Linked DNA regions of Homo sapiens: region 1 is linked to region 2. A link is a contact called in ENCODE Hi-C data. All regions are on one chromosome and are shown on one strand. The core of a region is the stretch at or near the end of the contact, and the rest is flanking DNA. Distances in the headings are between cores, read along the strand shown.

The links. A loop is a pair of places that touch in the nucleus more often than their neighbours do. Pooled maps may share reads with other maps.
Region 1: a map of endothelial cell of umbilical vein shows a loop between it and region 2 (4-fold over the local background). The contact joins two enhancer-like sites. A Hi-C loop is called at or near these places in 4 of 168 maps with a recorded cell type or tissue (PC-3, PC-9, endothelial cell of umbilical vein and 1 more) and 2 of 50 pooled maps.

The regions. Positions count from the first base shown.
Region 1 is chr2:181,067,027-181,073,189 of GRCh38, forward strand. No RefSeq gene overlaps it. Among named protein-coding and RNA genes, the nearest start is that of LINC01934, 54 kb to the right of the region's middle. Within about 2 kb of position 3,230, at least 2 of the 41 ENCODE cell types and tissues checked have a DNase peak (open chromatin) inside an H3K27ac peak, as active enhancers do; they include PC-3, where a contact is called at or near this core.
Region 2 is chr2:180,519,806-180,525,823 of GRCh38, forward strand. No RefSeq gene overlaps it. Among named protein-coding and RNA genes, the nearest start is that of SCHLAP1, 170 kb to the right of the region's middle. Within about 2 kb of position 1,571, at least 2 of the 41 ENCODE cell types and tissues checked have a DNase peak (open chromatin) inside an H3K27ac peak, as active enhancers do; they include PC-3, where a contact is called at or near this core.

The DNA.
Region 1 (6,163 bases), core at 1,980-4,479, 550 kb after region 2:
CAACTTTTTTCCCCAAATCCTCCAATCTCTAATCCCTAAAGTTTATCTCAAGTCCAGCTCCTTTGATGGAAACCTTTCTGTTACACTGCTCTCACATACCTGTTGGTCTGTTTCTCTGAGATGCCGTCTTCACAAACACCAGAAATAATAAAAGGGAATCAAGTATATGCATATTTCCAAGTGCCAACAACAAGCCAGGTGCCTTCCTCAACAATGTGTGCCCTAAAGCCAGGAATTCTTTTTCCTTTTTCTTTTTTCTCTTTGGAAGGAGGTAGGGGGAGATGAAAGGTGGTTATGCTATATAACTCCTTAGCTGATCTTCACTTTGAGTTTATCTGCTCTACAAATTTTATGTGTTTGCTAATTACAAGGTTCTTTCTGGCACTGTGATACATACAGAGATGAATACATTTTCACATCCTTAAACAGTTTATCATTTCCCTGTCCAGATAGACTTTTCCCTTTGCTAATGTATATCCATTTTTATTGAATGACAAACTGAACAGATGTTCCTGATGATTTAGCAATGAAAATATTAGTATAATATTTAGTAAGTTTTACTCTCTATATATTAAATATGCTTAATACTATTTGATGCTTTTAAAATAATTATCTTAAACTACACTTAGTACCCTATGTTTCTAGCATGCGTTTTGGCATTTTATTCAGTTTTATTCCATATCCATATTTCTGGATAATGAGCTTTTGGAGGATAATATCTATGCTTTGTGTCTCCTTATTTCAGTATCTAGCCCAATATGTAACATGATGTATGTTTGCTGAGTGAATGATAATTATATCATGGGTGTAAGTCTTCTCCATAAGGTTATCCAGAGACCATGTGAAGCATATCTGTCATGTCTCCTTTAATTCCCCATGTTGATTCAGTGCTTTGTATGTGGTTGGTGCCATATATATTTAAATTGTTAAATTTGAAACTGTTAAATTGAAATATGGGAAATAGCAATGGGTTGTTCATATAACCTACTTAATGACAATGTGTTTAAAATAGAGACTGACTTAATCTTGTAATTTTAAACTTTCCTTAAATTCACCAGAATATTTTCTGTCCTACAAATTTTACATAATTTCTCATTATCATTACTGTCTTCTTAATGGATATTTCTCCTATCCTTTTTTATTGGTAAAAAGAAAACAACTAAATACATGTATCTGCTTGCTGTATTTTAAGGAAATCTAATAGAAGAAATGGAAACTGATGGCCTTTGAGAACATCTTTTAAGATAAATATTTTAGGGAAAGGGAACTAGTATACCATTTGGTAATGTGGAACGGAGTACTCTGGAATGTTGGAAGTCGTTTATTGAAATATTTTTCAAGTCTTTTTGTTTTCTGTATGTGTGTGTGTGTTTTTCACTTCTCGCTTCTGGGAGAAAAGGGAAATGGAGTAGGATGAAGAGTCACAGGGTCATTTTTTTCTGTATTGCCCCATGTTATTTCTTTGCCAGTAGGTTGAATTGAAAGGTAACTGGGTAAGAAGCACCCTAGTTTCAGAAGTATAATTTCAACAACTTCTATTTTGTCTCACACCATGAGTATTTCTTAAGTTAGCTTAGCAAACTCAGATATGTTGGCTGCTCCCACCTTAGTCCAAGAGAAGGAAAAGGTAAATCTGTGAAGGAATGGGTTGCCGAGAGGTGTGTGGTACTAAGTCCTGACAGCTAGGGGCCCAGGTCTGTAAGGAAAGTCAGGGATTCTCTAGTGATTGAGATTGGGGTAGTTAGGTCTTCATATGAGCATTTCAAGTTTTCATCTACAAAGTGATGAAGAAGAGTATTAATTTATGAGATAAAGAGTATGAGGGGATAACACTGTAGGGCTTTCACTGGCACCCCTTACCTGATTCCTTTATCATCGTTTGAAGAGCACTTTTTAGCCCTCTGCTAAACTCTTGCTGTGGTCACAGAACTCTCAAATGGTGAAGATCATTTTAAATATGCATGAGACACCATGTTTTTTCTTCCATGGTTATTTTTTTTTAAGGACATATATAATGTTTTACTTGTGTATGTATATCATCTCAATTATGAGCCCCTAGAAATAAGGGATCCAATTTATTTCATTCAGTAAGTTATTAGTTGTGTACACTGGAATATTGGTTTGGGTGCTTAGGATTAGCAGTGAATAAAATACACGAAAATTCCTACCCTTATGGAGTTTACTTTCAATTGCTAGGAGACAGACCAAAAAAATTTAAAAGTGTATATATATATGTGTGTGTGTGTGTGTGCGTACGCACACATTCTCACACACATATATGTATGTTAGATGGTAAGTGTTATGGAGAAAAACAAAGTAGGGAAGGGAAATAGTGTGTGCAGTGAGGGAGAAAGAAAGGGGAGGTTGAATTACAGTTATAACAAGGGTAGTCGGGGAAGACCTCACCTAAAAAATGAGTCAAGAGCTGAAGATGGTGAGGAATAAGCCACATAGGAAAAGAGTCCTACAGGCGGAGGGAATACCAACTGAAAAAATCTTGTAACAAGAGCATGCCCAATGCATTCAAAAGGTAGCAAGTGCTTAGGAGGGCTGGAGCAGGTGAGCAACTAGGAGAGGAATAGGAGGCCAGGTCAAGAAGATGACAGGTGGGCAGATCACATAGGGTCTTGTATTTCATTTTAAGGAGTTTGGCTAGTATTCTAAATAAGATGGGACACCACTGGAAGCTGTTTTTAGCCAACGAGCAACAGGACATGATTTATTAGAATCTGATCAGTCAGAGAAAAACTTGCTGTGGGGCTAAGGAATTGGGAGCAGGGGGACCAGTTAGGAGGCTAATGCAGTAATCCAGGTGAGAGATACCAGTGACTTCAACCTGGGTGGTGGCAGTGTAAGTAGTAAGAAAAGGTCAGGTTCTGGTTAAAAATAGAGCTAAGAAGATTTGCTGATAGATTGAATATGTGGTGTGAAAAAGGAGTTAGAGTTTAGGGCCTGAGCAAACTAGTAGGCTGTAGTTGTCATTAACCAAGGTGAAAAACTCGAGGGTGAAGCAGGATAGGGAGAAAGATTATGAGCTTAGTTTTTGACAGGTTAAGTTTGAAATGCCTATTAAACATCCAAATGGAAGTGCAAGATTGGATATACAAATTTGGAATTCAAGAGTTCTGGGCCAGGGATGTATATTTGTGACACGTGAGTGTGTAGTTGGTATTTATAGCTGTGAGACCTATGATCACTCACTCAAGGGAATGAGTGCTGCTAGAGAAGAAAGAAGCTTAGGCACTCCCAGCATTAGGAGGCTGAGGAGAGATGAGTCAGCAAAGTAATCCAGGAAGGAACGCTCAAGAAGTGAAAGGAAAATCAGGAGAGTGTGATAACCTGAAAGGGAAGTAAAAAGTTTCAAGGAGGTGGGAATGATCTACCCCATGAGAGACTACTGATAAGCCAAATAAAATAAGGACCTAAATAGCCATTAGCAACTCAGGAGTCCTAGACACTGGTGACTTTTATATGCAATTTTGTTGGAGCAATGAAATTAAAGCTTGATTGAATAAAGTAACAAGGAATAGAGAACTTGGAGACTCCTGACAATTTTGCAGTGAAATAGAGAAGTAGGGAGTAGTTGGAGTTTCTTTAAGATGGGAGAAATTACAGCATGTTTGTATATTGATAGGAAAGATTAGAGAGGAGGAAGTGGATGGTGTAGGGGAGGAGGAGCAGTGTCCTTGAAAAAGTTATCTGCTACATAATTTATTCAGGGTGTTTTCAAAGTTCTGCACTACCTTGGACATCTGTCTTTCTCCCTGACTAGAGCAGAAGCTCTTTGGGAAGTGCAGCATCCAGCACTTACAGCAGCATTGTCATTCACCAAATTCTTGAGTTCCCCTAGATAAGCAAGAGGGGATAGGATCTAGTACAAGTGAGGTGTTTGGCCCTTGTTGTGAATTTGCAGAGGACATGGGCATAGGTGAGATTGGAGGGTAGATGTGGTTCGTAGGAAGTTCTTTGGTAGCTTCTACTCCTCCATGAAACGAGATGTTATTGGCTGAAAGTGAGAATGGGGAGACGACAGTTCATACATCTGTGTGACCCATTAATGTCCAGCAGAGTAACTAGTCGTTTGTGGTCAAGTGTAAAAATGAATGATTGAGTTGTCTATCTGGATGAGCCTTTCGTTTATTTCATAGTTAACATGTTAATGAACATGCAATTAAAACATCCATATCAGCTCGAATGGCTCCTCTTTTTCATCAGGTATGGTTTAGCAGTTGTTTGAATCTTTAGCACCTTAATTTTTGTTTCATTCAAGTGATTTTCCTGAAGTCATTGAAGAATCTACCTTGACACCAATTTTAACTAGAGAAATTCAATTATTTGCTGAAAGTTAATACTGCTTTAAATGCTGGACACAAAAATAGTTACGCTGTGTTTCCCAAAGAGGTCATCATGGTCTAGTCAGGAAGAGGGGTGTCCAAGGTGAGTTACACAGAGCTTTGGAAAAGCCTCAGTGGATGGTGTGGCAGATGACGTCCCTGAGTTTGCTAGAGGAAAAATGACTCTAGAAAACTGAGTATTCTTCCCTGTTCTATTTTATGGATGTGGTGGTCAGAGAAGGACATAGTGACCAATTTCTGTGACCCTCACTTCCACCATTGGTCCCGTGGCAAGACTCAGTTACAAGCCTTCTCTCCCTTTGGATTGTACCTCACTCAGGAAGTACGGAATTTGAAGATCAGATTTCATTTCCAGAAAATCCATAAGGCAGTCACAGCTTATGACCAAGGCTCACACCTTTTTTTCTGCTTACCTTTCCCTGCTATTGTCCTGACTTCTTGCCTCCCAAGATTGATATGTAAGAAGTGGGGCCATTTTTTTGCTTTTCTCTGAAAAACTAGTCAGCAAAGAGGTTGGAATTTTAATTGGTTTAACTACTTAACTTAGAAAGCCAAGAGTTAAATACTTAGAAGTGAAACTTTTTTTCTTTTCCTGATTGGGTCTTTCTGAACAATATTTTTGCTGTGATTATTGCACATTTAAGCCCAACTGTACTTTTTATCTGAAAAAAAAATAGGATATGACTCTTAACTGTCGTAAGCAGATTACAATAATATTCTTTAGAACACGGGTGTCTAATCTTTTGGCATCCCTGGGCCACATTGGAAGAATTGTCTTGGGCCACACATTAAGTACACTAACACTATAACGGTAGCTGATGAGCTAAAGAAATGGCCCATGCATAAATATCATAATGTAAGAAAGTTTACTAATTTGTGTTGGGCTGCATTTAAAGCCATCGTGGGCTGCAGGTTGGACAAGTTTGCTTTAGAATATTTCACATTTAGAGTGGTAGTTGCTTTCTTTTTTTCTTATTTCTGAAGGAAGTCATGTCTTGATTCTGTTCTCTTCCTTCCACTCCTACTGTCTCATTCAGGCCCTTGGTTATTCCTTATCTAAAGGAATCTTTTAAAAGTTATCCTCTTGTTCATCCAAACAACACCAACCCATTCTTCACACCACTATCACATTAATCTTCCCAGAGTAAACTGTTTATCAGGACAGTCCCTGCTTCAACTTCAGTGGTTGTCTGTTGTTTACTGAATAAACTCCACACTCCACTTTCTGTCATTACATCAGTGTACTCCCTGGATGAAGCAGCATCTATTTCAGTAGCAGCTTCGGATGCATTCATTTCCTAGTGAAATACCAGAGTCACTCTTACCAGGGGCAGCAGTTCCGTATATCACTGAAACATATTTCCTCAGAGAAAGTGATAGTGACTCATTGAGAACATTTCCTTAATTCACCAACTCTTCTTCAAGGTTTTCTGTTCATAGGACTACAACTCTTTGATGCCCTGACGTTTTTATAATTTTACTACTAGCAGTTGAATGTATTGATGCATGTAACCTTGTTGCTAGCCATGTTAAGTTTCAATCAAGCATCAGAAAATGGTTTGCTTAAGATACTTGGCTAGGCACACCAGTATTTTAAATGTGAATTGATATACTTGGTGCTTCAAGACAGATGGTGCATTGCTTCTGTGCCTAAGAGCATTTGGCAGTGCTGAAATTGAGCCTTCTGTTCGTTCAAAATAATTCACTGATGAGTGGGCAACTTTATACTTTTTTGAGGGTTTTTTTTTTTTTTTTTGCTGAATTCGAGTATTGGAAGTGTTTTAGCTTACATGTTAGCTATATGTAAG
Region 2 (6,018 bases), core at 321-2,820:
ATAGAATCAGCATCTCAGAAAAGATTTTTTTTTTAAACTAAGTATTCAGATTCTCTAGTGGATGTATCCCAAGGAAAAACAGCCACATTTCTCAGGATGGATCTTAGCAAAAGAGACTATTGTGCTTAATTGGCACCAGGAGTGGATTTGGTCACACACTACTTCCAGCTTTTATCTCTGAAGTGGTGTATATTCAGTGGATCCACCTGTCCAGCATCAGCTTCTCTTTCTTCTGATGATAATACCCTATCTTCCCTTTTGAGGGCCCAGTCTTCTCTAACTCGATTCATTTGGTTCAGTTATGGCTGAATCCATCTCAGCTCCAGAGTTTGGCACATAATTGAAAGCTGGCTTGTGAGTGTATTCTACTTCATGCCTATAGTGATTGGTTCAGGGAAGGATCTTTGAGCTAATCTGGGGACTTGTGACTTACATTCAACTTTTAGGTCAAAGAAACCCTCTCAGGGTAGCTAGGCTGTTAGGAGTTAGTCCTGGAGCTGCTGGTGATCTTTTTGTCACACATGAAAGAAAGCATGTCTACTAGTAATGCCATGAGAGAACAGAAAAGATCCAGGAGATGGCAGCCCAGTCCTGAGGGTATCATACCTAGCTGTGTGGAAGAGAACCACTCTGCACCTTTCTCCCCAGAAGCTCAACCCAGGAGGCTGACCTGTGGAGACCACATAGAGTGCCTCTCTGGTTTTCAGATGGGGTTGGGCACTGGGAAGCCACAGCAGAGGTGAGGTGAGGGATTTAATCCTCTGGGTCTCTCTATAGGGTTGTCTCAGGCTGGCTCTGTCAGACTCTTTTCAGGTTCTGGTAACTTCTTCCTCTCATATCATTCGGCTTATAGGTGGTAACAGCTCTTCTGCTAACCCTGGGTTACTGTTCTAGCTCATTTTCATTCACTACTCTCATATCTTCACAATGTTTCTTGTGTATGTAAACTGTTCTGGTTATTTTAATATAAGCGTGCCAGCTGTTTCCTGTTGAGACGCCCAATAATACACCAGCCTTGCCTGAAATCAGCTCAACCTTAGACATTTCATATACGTGAGCATATACATTCCATTTTTTGTTTAATCCATTTTGTGAAGTGTTTCTATCACTTGCAACCAGAAAGAGTCTTGACTAATACAATCTCTCTTAACCCCCTTGGGCCACCTCGTGCATTCTACTTGGGAAATAATTGCTTTAGAAACATGAACAGACACATTATGGGAGCTAAAACTCACTTAGGTTGGAATGTAATTTTCAAACAAATCCATCATGCCACTCATGATCTATTAATCCTTGTCCTGTAGAATTCAAGCAACCACGTTAAAAAATGTGACCCCTACTGCCTGTAGAATTTCAACCAAATTTTTATGCACACAAGTTTCTAGCACATGAAAGTGGTATGAATCAGACCAAAAACATACTTGTTCCAATTAAAAGGTGTGAAAAGAGCAAAGAGAAATGGCCTTTTATATTTACTCAACTCAGCAGCTGAGCAGTTCATTAGCAAATCCTGAAATGCACGTAGGTCATAAGCTCCAGGAATGTGAAGACTGTTTTATAAAGCAATCTTAGAAAGGCAACCTTTAAGTCAAAAGTACTATTCCCTGGTGAGGTTTATTAATTGAATCATTTGTTTACAAAAGGTGAACGTGGCTCTAAGTGACAGTACTGTTTGCACAGTGGCACCAATATTAGGAAAGCTTATGTGTAATGCATTAGTAATGTAGAAAAAGATGCTGCCTGAGTCAGGGGTATTTGTTTAGCACATTGACATCCAGCAACTCCCTGAGCATGAATTGAATTAACTTATTAAAATTTAAGGTAGTCTTTAAAAATATTGCTAATGAGTACAGTGAAGTCAGGATATTTACCACCTTCTCAAACTTGCCAGAGATTTAATGTGAGTCCTTGGCTGAATAATGGAAAAGGTTAAAAAAAAAATGGTGTGGGAGGGTGTTCAGTTCCCCCGTTTTACTTCTTTACTTCTTCTAGAATCAAGGTGAAATTTTACTAGATTTGATTTCTGGAATGAGGACTTAATAATTGTTGTCAGCAAATATTTTCTTTTATTTCAATTACAATTCCTTGTAGAGAATGTAGCAGGAGGAATAAATATACTGATTAAAGTTATCCTTTAAAAAATTTAGTTTTGCCTCATCACTCACCAGTCGTTTTAATTTTCAGTAAACCAGCTCTGAGGTTGAATGAAAAGTTAACACATTTTGATTATTTGACTCCTATAAAATACAGAAATGTTTTTTTATATGTGGAGATAATTCTATGCCCACTGAAAGATGTTTTCCCTTTCATAGAGAATGCCTTTGACAGACCATGCAGGTAGATGTGACTAACTCATAGTGGACTGTGTGTGGAAGAGAAGCGTGCTGTTTTGTGCGAAGAGAAGCAGGCTTACCTTTTCTTTTTAGAGAGCTAGATCTAAATGATAGCGAAGTCTAGGGCCTCAAAAGGAAAGAAACCTAGATCATTGCCTGAATTACTGAGTGGAGGTGAGATGCCCAACAGTTACATCTACCTTGGACTGTTACATGAGCAAGAAATAGAATTCTTATTGCACTTGAGCCATACATATTTGGCCTTCATGTTTTTAAATGTACATTTGGCCTTCTCTAATGAACACATTATACCTTTTAAATCAGACAACCATGGGCCATCTAAGTCTGACCCCACCAGGGAGATAAAACTCCAACATCGATAATAGGGCATAATTACCCGGCTGAACTAGATCCAGACACTGACAGTGTAGAAAATATTCCTCTCCCTCATTCCTTCTGCATGTTCTAAGGTTATGTATAGAAGCATTTGTTTACCAACTAAGGGAGGGGGGATGGTTTTAGCTAAAAGTAAAAACCAATAGGAGAAAGAAGAGGATGGTATGAGGTCTGTTCTCTGTGGGAACAGTGGTTAGGCTGAAAACAACTCCTTTAACTGTCTAGGCACAAGGTTTGGATTTGAATTCTCATAAATGGAGGAGAGAATTAGAAACAAACAGAACTGTTCACCACTGGCCGGAAACTTGATAAGATGATAGATCTAAGTAGTTCTGTTTGGGGCCCAGGAGACAAGACCTGACCAAGAGTTTAAAGGATAGCTAATCTTCCTGCCTCTGTCCAGAATTTAACACTAACCAAGGGTAGCTTTGGGAACACCTGTATACAGGATACTTGGCCTAGACATTGTCATTCTCAAAATGGCACCATCAACAGGAGTAATAGGCAGAAATCAACTGCCCTCCCTGACACAACACTAATGGCTGACAATATTTGCCCATCATTTTTCGGATGTCAAACACTGTTGTAAAAGTTTTATAGATACAGGTTTTGAGTACCCCTAATCTGGAAACGTGAAATCTGAAATGCTCCAAAATCTGAAACTTTCTGAGTACTGACATGATGCTCAAAGGAAATGCTCACCGGAACATTTCAAATTTCTGATTTTCAAATTTGGGATGCTCAAATGGTTAAAATAATGCAAATATCCCAAAATTCAAAAAAAAATCCAAATTTGAAACACTTCTGGTTCCAAGCATTTCAGATTAGGGATACTCAGCTTGTATCTCAACTATTCCTGGTAACATTACAATGAGGTCGTAATTACTAGAGAGGTAGGGAGGTAGTATTATTTCTGCTTTATAAATCAGGAAATGGATACAGAGATTGAGTAACTTGTGCAGTGCCATGTAGCTATGAGTGACAAAACTAGGATTCAAATCCAGCGAGTCTGAATTCAGAGCCTGAGTTTGTAGTTGCTGTACTATACTCCTCTCTACCCCACTATCCACAGGGAATGAGTTTCCCAGAAGCAAGGAAGCCTATTACTAAAATAAGCTTTCCAGTCTTAAGAGATCAACAAGCCCTTCTAGAAATAATCAGAAACACTTGGAGAGGGGATACTACATGGAATTTCAGCCAGGTAGAGGCTGCAAATCATAATTTGGGCAAAAACATAAACACCACCCCTTTCAGTAGTCATGGTCTTGTGAGTCTACGGTACTTCTGCATTTCATTAACTTATCCGTTCCTCTCTAGGTCACAGTCAATATGATTACACCACAAGTAAATAAATGACATAGATTTAAAATACCAGACGTTTAACTGTAGGGGAATAAATTAGAATAGTTGAAGCAGAGTTTCACGGTATTTTTTTTTATTATTAAACAACCTCGGACACTTATATTTAACACAGGAAATAGTAAGGAGAAAGAAGAAAACTGTGTATTAGGACAGTGAAAGAAAAAATGGATTTCTGTAGTGACCAATGCTGTTACTCATCTAACTGTTCCTTTGGGGTGAAGGGTGACTTCCTGCATGAATGTCTTATTTATGTGATTATACATGACTAATGGGGCCAATCTGGCCACATATTTCCCTAGGGAATGGGTGGACCTGGGCGGTTAATTTCATGTGTTGTTTCTGCTGATCAAATTTTTCTCTTTTTGTAGTTGAAGGATTGAAAAATACTTCATTTCTTGCTGTGGATTTTTTATTCTCCTTTTTCAATATTAGGGATGATAAGCCATAGGTGTTTTGAATCCTGGACTTCTAATTTGAGCTGCCTAAATGACTGTGATGGTGAGGCTTAGAGGATCAAATCACCATGGTGTTCTGCTCCCATATTTACCTGGGTAATTGGCCACCTGGGTTTCATATCCCAACTCCTAAATATTACCAAGGAGCTCCTAGTAGTATCTCACAACTGCTAAGAATAATTATCCATTGTAAGGCTCTGTGCTTTTTCTAGCTTCCACACTTGCCCTCTTTCAATCTACACAACAGTCAGAGTGAGCCTTTTTTGTAAAAGATAAGTCAGATCTAGTTACTCCCCTGCTGAGTACTCTCAAATGCCTTCCCAGCATGCTGAGAATAATATCCAAGGACTCTAGAAAATCTGCCCTTGGCTGCCCTCTCCTCTCGCCCTTTCTGGGCCTCTGCTCCTATGGCCCTGGCCTTTTTTTGCTTCAATATGCCAGCCTCTCCGCCCATCTGGTTTATCCCATAGTTTTCATCTGGCAGCTCTTCCCCAGATCCTCTCTTGGCTCACTCTCACATGTCACTCAGGGCTCTACTCAAATGCCCCCTCATCAGAAAGGGCTTCCCTCACCAAGTCTTCTCAAATAGCACCCCTGGAGGATATGCAACCCCTTAACCTCCCTCATTTGTCTTCATAGTTCTTATCTTTACCCAGCATTATAACAGATATTCTTGTTTATGTATTGTCTGTTTTTTCCAGTAGAATATACATTTTATGGTATAAATTTAGCTGTTTTGCTTACTATTATATCTCCAGTGCTTATAAAAGTCTTGGCACGTAGTAGGTAATAAATAATATTTTGTCAAAAGAATGAATGAGTGAGAAACAGTGGTAGTTTTTGAAGTGATTGATTCATCGTGACTCTTTAAGTGTTCAAGATAGGTACACTGAAGTTGGTATTGGATTGGGGTATATGGCTATTAATATGATCATTAATTTATTCATTCAACAAAATATTACTGTCTACAAAATGACAGACACTGTTCTGGATGATTGAGATATTGCAATGAACAAAAAGTCTCTGCCCTAGCGGAGTTTCTATTCTTGTTGGCCAATAGAGACAGAAAAATAAAACAATTATTTATTTTTTTTAAGATGGAGTCTCGCTCTGTTGCCAGGCTGGAGTGCAGTGGCGTGATCTCAGCTCACTGCAACCTCCACCTCCTGAATTCAAGCGATTCTCCTGCCTCAGCCTCCCGAGTAGCTGGGACTACAGGTGCATGCCACCACACCCAGCTAATTTTTGTATTTTTAGTAGAGACGGGGTTTCACCATGTTGGCCAGGATGGTCTCGATCTCTTGACCTCATGATCCACCCCCATCAGCCTCCCAAAGTGTTGGGATTACGGGCATGAGCCACCACTCCTGGCCACAATTTTTTTAACAGAAGCTGGGAAAAGCACAGGGCCTTACAAGGGACAATTAATTTCGGCTATTGTGAGATATTAGTAAGAGCTCCTTGGTAAGTTT